Linked DNA regions of Homo sapiens: all the other regions are linked to region 1. Evidence: chromatin contacts called from ENCODE Hi-C or POLR2A ChIA-PET data. All regions are on one chromosome and are shown on one strand. The core of a region is the stretch at or near the end of the contact, and the rest is flanking DNA. Distances in the headings are between cores, read along the strand shown. Region 1 has its middle 120 kb from the start of LINC02225. Region 2 overlaps RMEL3 (enriched in melanoma 3). Region 3 has its middle 45 kb from the start of LINC02101. Region 4 overlaps LOC105378983 (a long non-coding RNA gene).

Region 1 (2,700 bases), core at 35-2,534:
GGCCATAAAAAGAGTTACCCAAACAATGCTCATTGATTGAAGATTGACTGCCCCACATATCTTGAAGAAATGATAAGAAACTACACAGTCAGCAGTTAAAAGTGTTAGAGAGAATGAGAGAGAGGGTAGACAAGTGCCACCCAGAAGTAAATAGATTTCCTATAGCACTGTGATCTTTCTTATCTAGAGGAAGGTTTTGTTTTTTTGTCAATCAATCCCAGCAGATCTTCTGAGGGCTGACCACACCCTGGACTGGGGAATGCTCGGGAAGGAATAGGGGAAGGAAGAGGGGAGAGGCGATTTCCTGATGGGTCAGGTGCTGGCAAGTGTCTGGACCCTGGGAAAGTCGTGGTGTAGGAATTCCTCTCCTTGGAGAGCAACCAGAGCAGCAGGAACAATGCTGGGAACCGCTGGTGGTGACTCTCAGGTCACGCCTTGAACAGTGCAGTCCATGGGCACCAGGCTAGGACACCGCACCTCCCAAACCCTGGGCAGCGCAGTGTATACTCCCCTCGTTCAGTCCGGCTGCCGACGTGGAGTGCTGTTCTCCTGGCTAGTTCTATTTAAGGGAGACAACTAGCTTCATACAAGATTAACGCATCAGGATAACTAAAAAGGCAAAGTCTGATTAAGACTTTCCTTTAGGTCCCAATAGTCCCAAACGGAGACTACCACTTTCTTGGCTCTTGACTGATTGTTCTCCCAAGGGAAAGGCATATTTTGACTCTCAAAGTGATCCCTTTATGTGCAGTTTCTAATTTGTCTGCAGAGATATAAATACTTTAGATGGCGTCTCTCCTTATAAAGCAACTCAAAAATTATATAACTGTGAATTAAAGGGCCATGTTTCCCTGCTTCTGTGTCCCCATGCCCTTTGAAGACAGTGTGCTGAGGAGGCACAGAGAGACCTTCTGCCTTGGCCAGAGCACCAGTGAAAGTAACACTCATTTAATGGAGGCTATAATAGCCTATTTCTACATCAGTTTTTCTTCTATTTAGAAAAGTTTCTTCTCTCACTATCAAAAGTAAACTATCTGTTAAGAAGTATTTAATTACTATAGGAGTTTCCTTCAGCTAGATCAGTGCAGAGAAAAGCCAAGATAAACCAAGATAAATCCATTTTAAAATGCCTTATTGAAAACCAGATTTCCTACTTCTTCAGAGACTAGCTGGAAAATAACCATTAGGATAATTTACTTGCCTTATTTTCTCTTTCATTCATATGTGAACAGGACACCTAGCTCTTCCTGAGCATTTTAGAAGCCTCCGTGGCCTTCAAATCTGGTGCATTGGTGACCTCTAGAGGACAGAATCTCATTCCAGACTCAATATTAAGGTTAAAGAATCCAGTGCTCTGGGGAGAATGTGAATACATTATCAATATTGCAGCTGCAAAATAGCTTTGGGCTCTCACAGGCACAAGAAGCTTCAAGAAATTATCTTCCTCCAGGTAAAATCTCCAAGGTGTCAAATGATGCATTTTCTTGTAAATGAGAGAAGTTTGTTGTTGATGGAAACTTTTAAAAGATGGATTATTTCCCCTAAGATGTAGCCCGTTTTTTGACAGATTCCCAACTGAATCTGAAACATTAGATTCCCAACTGAATGGGAAACATTAGAGGTTCGCTGAAGTGGATGTCTTTCGCCATCTTTTGCCTACTCCCCACCCCTCAGCATCCTGCCCAATTCTCAACACAAGTATTTGAGAATATCAGAAAAAGGATTCAAAGACTTATTCTGGAACCCCTCTACATTGTCAGGGCTTTGCATTTCTTGGTGTGAGTAAAGTAGCTTGCCATGCTTCACTACATTTTCCTTCACCAGCAGAGCTTTCAACATAGCTGAGAGGGGTTAGAGAGGGGTTAGAGAGGTCCCAGGGCCATAGAGGCTGAGTTAAGGCATGATTGTGCAATGGGCCTCTAATCTCCCATAGCATTTCCAAGAGGTCCTGGGAGAGAATTGCCTTTGCATTCATTCATAGACAGAGCCAAGAGCTTTGAATCGCTTTTACTCTCAGGTAGTAACACAGACTCCATGCTGCTTAATCCATGGAGACAGAAGTCAGACTTACAACTCAACCTGCAATGCAGGGCCATTTAGGACCAGGTCATGGCATCATTGAATAAACATTGTTTTTTAATGTAAAGCTGTTCTACATTCTGGGCACATTTCCTGGTATTTATTATATGTTATCTTTTATTTTCACAGCTGCCCTGCAAAGTGTGTGTTAATCTATTTATTTTACTGATAAGAAACTAAAAGAGCTCACTCAATCAGTGTTACACAACATATAACTAGAAATTTGCTTATATTCCTAAATGTGTGGTATTTCCATTATATCACAAGGTTTCTAACATCAAATGTTTGGGCAGAAAATGAGTGTTTCACCCATGGTTTACACTACTCACTTTACAAATAAAGAGATGGAGGAAAAGAAATAGCATGCCTGAGGCCACACACTTTAGTGGCAGAGTTAGAGTTAATAGCAAGTATTTTAATTTCCATGCCAGGGCTTGGGTCACTATACAAAGTGCATAATGATTTCCTTCTTGCCTTTGCAGGAGCTATAAAAGATGTCTATGAAAGTAGCATAAATACCAGAAAGTAATTCTCCTTTAACATTTCCTCTTCCATTTACCTGACTTTGGTTTTCCACATTAGGGAGCGCTTTCTGAGGAACCCAGGGAATCCTACAAGGCT
Region 2 (2,700 bases), core at 128-2,627, 340 kb after region 1:
TTTCAGGTCGGTAACATAGAGGAAATAGATTGGTTGGACTCGTTCCACCTACATTGGAGGCTCATCAGTGGGGTTTGTGTGTTTTCTACAGCAGGTGAGAGCCAGCCCTGAAAGATGATGGGAAGTCAGAGTGGAAAGACCTAACAATAGTGTTCTACAAATGTATCAAAGCTACAAAGGAACAGTATTCTCAATGTACCTTTGATATATTTCAGTGCTGTCCTAAGACCCAGGTAAGAGGGGTCCTGCCTTAGATACCCAACTGTGCCTATGACCAGTTTATATCAGTCAAGGAGCCTGCACAGCCAAGGTGAATCACATCCCCCTTTGATACCACTCTCTGGGTCCTGAAGACTCTGGAGTTTCTTGCCCAAACATCCCAAGCCTGCTTCCAGGTCTTATGTGGGCTTCCTCCCAGATGTGACCTCTTAAGAATAAACTGCACAGCTGGTGTATGCCACTTAACCCCAAGAGGCAGCTGTTTGGAGGAGGAGTGGATAGAACTGGAATGTGGGCACACAAGGCCCATTCAGGTATTGATTGGAGTTGATTCCAAGAAGGGAAATGAATGGGTCAGGTCGGAGATGCATTCTCCCACACTACACCATTGTAGTACTCCATAGAGATTTTGAGAAGTCACAATTTTAATCAGACTTTCCAGTTTATTACTAAGATATGTTTATAGTTTATTTAACATCTTTCAGCCTGACTTACAAATTTCAATATTTAGACATAGGGTACATAGGCTTCCATTTGAACTCTTTCCCTAGACCTCTCAAATTTGAAGATGGGTCCACTGTGTTTCACTAAAATCTCTCCACTCCACGATGAGGAGATCACTAGACCCAAAGGCAGGATATAGAGGGTTCTGTCTAGGTTCTGTCACTAGCAATCAGTGTGCCTGGCGGTGCCATGTGAACTCCCTCGCTTCAGAGTCCCCTTAAGGCTATTGGGCTAGAAGTTTCAGTAAGTTCCTCAGTGAACAAGGAAATCTAGGGCATAATTCACCAACAGGGAAATGGAGCAAGGAAGGGTTTTTCCAACTTTAAGGTACAACCAGAATGAATGCAGAAATAATTCCAATATCCTGCTTTTGTGCTGTACCTTTTCCATTGAGAGAACTGTTTTGAACCAAGGTCTGAATCATAAGAAGGAAATACTCCCACAGACCTACAGCTATGGAAATTCTTGCACTCCTCGACCCACATGATCACATTTTTCTGTGATTAGTACAAGGTTTCTCAGATAGGTGTTGTTTGCATTATAGAAATGCTTCCAAAATCAATAAGAAGTATTATACCTTATCTCTCTCCAGATGGGAAAAACAATAAAGAATGTTGTAAACCGTGCCTGGGAGGCTGAGAAGTGCATACATTCATGTCAAATACAAAGTGACCACAGCCCAGGACATAGCATTCATCAGACCTCACTGTAGAAGCCAGTTCTTTCAGAGGAACCAGCCCAGAGAAACCACATTACAGAAAGATAAGACTAAGAAATGATTTTGTTTTCCTTGCCACATGTTCTACTCCAAATAGGAAAGAACATCAGAGAGCTAAGATCCCATTAAAATTTATGGGAGTCTATGGTTTCCATGGGAGAACAAGCTTGATTTTATTTGAGTTATACTATAAATCTCTCATCTTTAAGTTGGAAGAAGTGCATAGAACAGAATATGGCAGAGAAGCCACAGCCCAAAGTGTAGACATAAATTATATCAAATGAGGACAAAAGGTAACTACTTGGGTGGCACAACATGTAGGGTGGTGTTATAGTCCGTAGAAATCGAAGACACTTAACTCATTGCAATAGGCATGGTCCAGACTATAATGATGGCATTAGGAATAGAAGGATGAAATGTAATGCGAGAGGGGAAAAGTCAGTGTTGTATTTGGGAAAAGAAAAAGGATGAAAAAATAATTATAAACAATGACCTTGAGTAAGTGGAAGAATGATGCCACCAACAGAAATGAAGAAGTCTGAGAGGGACCAGGAGAAATCCATTTAGACATAAGTTTGAGGTGGCAACTGGGCATCAAAGTGGAGCTGTCGGGTAGACATCTGCAAATTTGAGGCTGAAGCTGAGAAAAGAGAACATAGTTTGAGCTGTGGATTGGGAGTCATTCAAAATTTATGTCAGAGATGAAGCCACAAAAGCAACGATATGCTAAAAGGAAAAAGTTAGTAGAGCCTAAAGAACTATGGGTTAAGAACACTGTTATGGAGTGGAAACAATAAAATGGAGCCAGAAGAAACAAAAAAAAAAGAGAACGAGAGAGAAAAAATGGTACCTGGAGAGCTAGGAAGAAGAAGAGAACCAGATCAGGACAGTTATGGAGAAGAAAATTTCAAGAACAAGAGTGCAGCCAGATTTAGGTTAAGGAGAAAGAAACCTGAGAAAGTATATGGGCATCATTTAGAGGGAAAGTCAGAGCTAATACCAGGATGACACATTGAGAATAAGAGAAGAGAAATTATCAATAGCAAGCATGCACTACTCTTTTGAGAAGTTTGGCACGTCTCAAAAAAAAAGGAATAACAGCAAGGGATAAGCAGCAGGGGTTACATGAGTATGATTTTAAGGAGAAGGGAACACCAACCAAGTACCTAGCATACAGAGGTGGTGGGTCACTGAGGCCATTCTTACTCCAGGAATACCTGAATGAATGGGTTACACCACAGTCACTGGGCAAGTGCCAA
Region 3 (2,700 bases), core at 51-2,550, 300 kb before region 1:
AAATAGCCACAAATAGCTTAATTATTCCCAAGACCATTATGTTTTAGGCAGAGGAAAATAGTCGACGTCCATGATGATTATTTTATTTATTTAAAAATTTGGAAATATGCATCAAATAGTTTGTTTAAGAAGGAAATGAAGTGCATAATATATTTTAGAAAACTTCCTATCCAAAATTCAGAAGATTTTTTAATTCAACTCTCAAGAAAAATGTTACCTTCTGAAATTATTTGTCTTTGAAATATGAAAGTATATGTTGTCCCTTATCATAAAGATCTCACAAAAGATACAAAGCTATTAAACAGTCTGGTCACAAACCCTAGCCAGACTCAGACTGCAGCAGAAAAGATATTAAAAACTACTGAGTGCTATGAGAGTTTTCTGACAGCTGAGGGCAAACCTAGAAGGGATTAATTTTCATCCTGTATAAAAAACTAGATTTCATTTTCAAAGAAATTTTCAAATTTCCCTTTAAAAGATAATATAATAATAGCACATCATGAAGACATTTCATAGTAATTGATAAATAGAAAAACTTTCTTCCCAAATGTTAGAGGATTGCCTAAAGCATCAAATAGAAGTAAACAGAACTTCAAGGGGAAAGCGTCCCATGAGGGGGATTAAAAACCCCTCCCTTTAAGGTTCTGATTAGCTATAATTGCTCAGTAACCACCTGCAGTTAATGACAAACTCTGGCTAAGCATAGGGCAGGTTCAAGGAGAGTAGCCTCAGAGTCATTTCAGACACTTGGTGGATTCTTTCCAAGAGTAACAACATAAACCCCAGGGATAAACACTTGATAATTTTTCTAAAGAAAGTGACACCAAAGATGCCAGTAGGGTTATATATAATTAGTGTGCCATTAAAGAGATTTGAGTAAGACCTACCCAGGAGATTTTCTTTTTGCTCACTAGATGCTGCTTGTCTGAACAGGTTTCGGCCTATTTTTGCCTCTTTTTCTTTCACAAAAGCCAAGGACAATAGAGAGATAATGGGACACATTTAGGAAAATGAAAACAGGAATTTAATATGCATCCCCTCACACTCCAGGTAATCCTTGAGTATTGGTGCTGTTCCCAAATGCAATGGGAAGAATGATGATGAGTAGTAATTCCTGCTGCTGCTGGATGATTAAAAGTTTAAATACGGCACATAAAAAATAAATATAAGGTACCAGAAAAAGATTATTCTGTACTTGGATTGAATTACTTCCTTTTGGCATATGAACTGTGTTTTCTTGTGAAATTCATTTCGGTTTAAGCAGTGAGCTGCGGCTGCCAGCTAGCCCTCCACTAGTGGGATGTGCTGAAAAGAACACAAAGGCATTAATAAGTTTGTTTTTCAGGTCATGGAGCCTAGTGCCTGCTGTGATGCCTCTATGTTTGTGTTCTTCCACAAGCCATTTAAATATATTATTTAAACACCTAACCTATGAGACTAGAGATCTGAGAAGATTTGGGGAGAAACAAATTGAAAGCCTCAGCAAACTAAATAAAACCCAAAAGGGAAATATAGCCAGTATGGGGTAAGAGGAAGGCAAAGTCAATAAATATAAAAGGGAAACAAAGAATTTTGCCAGTAACCACCCCTAACAAGTTCAGAAGTTGGTTGAAAGATTTTCACTGCTAAGTATAATTCCACAAAGGGCGTACAATGATCTTGGAATTATCTCTGTTCCAGGTAGAGATGCCAAGGTCTCTGCTTTTTTGCAGGCATCCAGGGGCGGAACTTACACGCAATAAAACCACTGTTTGCACCTTCCAGTGCCCAAAATCCTTATCATTTTCTTCTTTGACCGTGAAGACAATATGAGCAGGCCCCAGACATGAGACATGGTGCATGCCTGCAAATGAAATGTCTGGGGCTAGGGAATACAGTCCACTTTCCAAGTCTGTGACGCCTTCCTACTTTTGCATCAGAGCCTTCTGGGTTTCAGGAGAGGCTCCTTTTAGAATCCAGACTCTGACCATGTCACAGAGAAGTTGACTGGTGAATACTCATCTTGTTTTATGCAAATGATCTTACTTCTGACCTAACATGTTAGTCTGAAAACTTGCCCACTCTAATGAACTCAGAAAGGATGAGGAACAGGAAAGCTGCCCTTGATTCATGACTCTAGCTCCAGCTGTACTTATGATAATGGATCCGGGCTGGGCGCCCTTGGGAAAATGTGTATTTGGGGGAGGATGATGCCTGGACAGTATATTGAGATTTCCTGTGCTGCCATGAGCAATTTGTGACTTAATGACTGTATTTATAGGTACATTACAGGTCCTTTATCATTTCAGAAATCAATGAAGTAATTTCCATAGGAAGTTGGAGTGATTTGTGGCTGTATCAGCTGCCTCTATTTATTTTATCATAAAGAGAAAAAGAATTCATCCATTAGGGAGAACTGAAAATGGAATAATTTGTCGGAAGGAAATCTGGCTTCAAGAAGATTGAATGAAAAGTCGTATAAAGAAAGACACTACTTAAAAGAAAAAGATATAGTGTTTCTAGTGGTAAAACCTCTTACAAATTATTAGGACATCTTTTATTTTTCTACCGTGACTACCACTTAATGCTAAGGGCTACCATTTATCAAGGACTTGCTACATGGCCAGACCCTTACAAAAGTTTTTGCATGCTTTACCTCCTTCAATCCTGTTACCCATTCCATACCTTACAGATGAGGAGAATGAGGCTCCGAGAGATGTA
Region 4 (2,700 bases), core at 63-2,562, 410 kb before region 1:
CTATTAAACTCTAGATAACTAAAATTGGAAATTATTACCCAACAGAAACTCCACACCTGATCTCCAACTGACAGGAGTAGGGCTTTATCAGAATATCTGAGAGGGAGAGACAGAGATTCTGCTCCCTCCATCTCGTTAGCCCCTGCTGAGCCAGAACATGTGATCTGAAGCAGAAATGGAAGGAAAAGCAGTTTTTGCAATGCTATAGAGACAGAGTGCCCTATCCCTACCAGCCTGTAAGTTGGAAGTTCCATGGTGTCACAAAAACTAATTAATACTAAAGTTAGTACTTACTCTTCCTTTCTTATTTTCCCAGGAGGATTACTGTGAATAGGCTTGCCTCCTAGGCCACTCAGAATTTGTATGTTGACAAAATATGTCTCCTTTGGACATGTAAGGAGATATAAAATGTATGCAAAGTCACATCATATTATTTGACTGGGCATTCCATTTTGTCAGTTTATATTTTATACTTTATTATTTTAGGGGCAAACATCTATAAAAACAGGGTTCTGTATTGTCACTCGGGTTTGGTTCATGCTCAGAGTTTTCTTAACAGCATTCCTGTTGTTGTATAACTTTAAAATTAGATGAGAACAAAAATTTCACTCTGAAGCCGGAACAACATGGAACCTGGATTTTGGGTTAAATTGCTTAAAAGAATAATCCCCACTTTCTTTCTTTTTTCTGATGACTATGTTTTGGGGCTACTCCTAAGTCTTGTCCTCTGAGGCCACCAAGCCATGCATATCTAATCCAATAAAATTAGAACGTGAGATTCTCCAAAGATTCCAAGTGTCTTAAGGCACTGAAAATACAGACATGATGTTTTCATATAATTCTACACAGTTATTATTACAAAGTGATTTATTTTAACTTTAGATTAGGGAAAAGAAAATTTGTATGTAATTTAGTTTTAAAATAATATATGTTAAAAATAATTTAAATAATAAATTAAATTGAATCCTTAAAAGAATAATTGCAGATTTGGAAGAAAAAAGCTTTATCCAAGACTGTGGATACTTTAAGGAGTCTGTTAGCTTACTTTCCCTTTACTTTCAATTTGCAATTGTTGGAAACTATACTGGATATCCACCACTAAAACACAATCAGCTCTTGCTTAGATTAAAAATTTCTAAGGCCTTTAGCTTTGATTTCAGTTTTGCAATATGCTGTAACTGCCAGGACAGTGACCCCTGGTGAAGACAAAGGTTTGAGTATCAGATCGCTTGATATGATTAAGCACATTCCTGTTTCATTCCACAGATACCAATATTAAGTCAGACGTGAAACTCCCTTTTGATGCCTATCACTATGCTCTGACTCGCTGCACAACTTAACCTCTTGGTGACTCCAGTTCCTTGTTTGCAAGTGGAGATGAACAGGTCTGCTGTGAGGATTGAATAGAATAATACATGTAAAAGATGCGTTATTTGCTTGATACCCAGCCTGGTACACATGAAGGATTACTAAATAGTTTACATGAACATTATTACTACCTAATTGTTTTTAATTCAGGAAAATGTAGAAGCTACAACATCAGAATATGCTTCTGTAGTAGTACTTTTGCCTCTAGTTCAGTACCCTGTCAACCACCACATGAAGTGGTGTAACAAGACATAATTGAAACACTATTGTAATGAAAGGAACACTAGACATGCAGTCAGAAATCTGGGCTCAATTTCTGAAATGCATGTAGCATTTACCATATGCCAGGTACTGCTGTTAAGTATTTAACATACATTAACCTAAGCTGTCATAACAATCCAGTAAGGTAGGTGCTGTTATTACCCTCATTTTCTGATGAGGACACTGATACAAAAGAAGTTAAGTAACTTGCTCCAAATTATACATATTTGGCAAGCTATGGAGCCAGAATTTGAACCCAGACAGGCAGCTTCCAGTCCATGCTTCATAGCCTTTGGACTCTGTGAGCTTCAGTTTTCCCAACGGCACAATGAGAATAATAATCTTACAGTCATCTCACAGAGTCCTTGCAAGAATTTAATATGATGGTAAATCTAAACTGCCCTGGAACTGAAAAAGACTGTACAAATATAAAGGATTATTGTTATTAAGATTCTTAACCAAAATGCATCACTATCTGTATAAACAATGAGACAGGGTATAGCTGAAGTAATACCACTAAAGATGTGATGTTATAAGCATTCCAAGTGCCAAGTGCCAACAAAAATATTTTTCCCAGTGAACCTCAATATCTCAATGTTATTACCTGAAAGAGAAATTGAAATTATTTATCATTTTTTGAAGGTACTATTTGAACACTTAAAATTGTTTACTCTCTAACTTTTAGAGTTAATATTTTTTCAGAATGTCAAAGAAGCTCTTCTTACATGTTCAGAAGTGACTGTAGCAGGGCATGTTTAAATGGGCATGTAAATGTGAAGTCCTGTCCTATGAATGGTAAACTCACAGAGTGAATTCATTTTGCCTTTTGGGTCAGTGTAATTACCTATTGATTTTTAGGAAAGAAAGAAAAACTGACATTCACAACCTTTGCTCTTTAATTTCTGAACAGAATTACGGCCTAAATGGAAGAATGATGTTGTTTATCTGTTAGCACCTTTCAGAGACAAGGCCAATACTTCAAATTACTTGTGCATAATTGGTGCTCAGTAAACATTTTTGGGTTAAAAGCTTAACCCCATACAGATAGTTCCTGCTCCATTAGACAGATTC

Evidence for each region. Hi-C counts contacts between places; a loop is a spot of excess contacts on that map. ChIA-PET counts read pairs that join two places held with the same protein, here RNA polymerase II (POLR2A). Pooled maps may share reads with other maps.
Region 2: a loop to region 1 is called in a map of endothelial cell of umbilical vein, with 14 times the contacts of the local background. The contact joins two enhancer-like sites. A Hi-C loop is called at or near these places in 2 of 168 maps with a recorded cell type or tissue (PC-3 and endothelial cell of umbilical vein) and 3 of 50 pooled maps. POLR2A ChIA-PET finds 5 or more read pairs at or near these places in 3 of 52 experiments (AG04449, AG04450 and endothelial cell of umbilical vein).
Region 3: a loop to region 1 is called in a map of Panc1, with 4 times the contacts of the local background. The contact joins two enhancer-like sites. A Hi-C loop is called at or near these places in 2 of 168 maps with a recorded cell type or tissue (Panc1 and cardiac septum) and 4 of 50 pooled maps. POLR2A ChIA-PET finds 5 or more read pairs at or near these places in 1 of 52 experiments (Panc1).
Region 4: a loop to region 1 is called in a map of PC-9, with 18 times the contacts of the local background. The contact joins two enhancer-like sites. A Hi-C loop is called at or near these places in 3 of 168 maps with a recorded cell type or tissue (PC-3, PC-9 and mammary epithelial cell) and 3 of 50 pooled maps.

What each region holds. Positions count from the first base shown.
Region 1 is chr5:57,778,180-57,780,879 of GRCh38, reverse strand. No RefSeq gene overlaps it. Among named protein-coding and RNA genes, the nearest start is that of LINC02225, 120 kb to the left of the region's middle. Within about 2 kb of position 1,284, at least 7 of the 41 ENCODE cell types and tissues checked have a DNase peak (open chromatin) inside an H3K27ac peak, as active enhancers do; they include PC-9 and endothelial cell of umbilical vein, where a contact is called at or near this core.
Region 2 is chr5:57,434,513-57,437,212 of GRCh38, reverse strand. All of the region lies in intron 1 of RMEL3 (enriched in melanoma 3), which reads right to left. Among named protein-coding and RNA genes, the nearest start is that of RMEL3, 41 kb to the right of the region's middle. Within about 2 kb of position 1,377, at least 7 of the 41 ENCODE cell types and tissues checked have a DNase peak (open chromatin) inside an H3K27ac peak, as active enhancers do; they include endothelial cell of umbilical vein, where a contact is called at or near this core.
Region 3 is chr5:58,076,210-58,078,909 of GRCh38, reverse strand. No RefSeq gene overlaps it. Among named protein-coding and RNA genes, the nearest start is that of LINC02101, 45 kb to the left of the region's middle. Within about 2 kb of position 1,300, at least 2 of the 41 ENCODE cell types and tissues checked have a DNase peak (open chromatin) inside an H3K27ac peak, as active enhancers do.
Region 4 is chr5:58,187,008-58,189,707 of GRCh38, reverse strand. LOC105378983 (a long non-coding RNA gene) reads left to right here. Exons shown (of 4, transcript XR_948350.2): 4 at 1,267-2,700. Among named protein-coding and RNA genes, the nearest start is that of LINC02101, 66 kb to the right of the region's middle. Within about 2 kb of position 1,312, at least 5 of the 41 ENCODE cell types and tissues checked have a DNase peak (open chromatin) inside an H3K27ac peak, as active enhancers do; they include PC-9, where a contact is called at or near this core.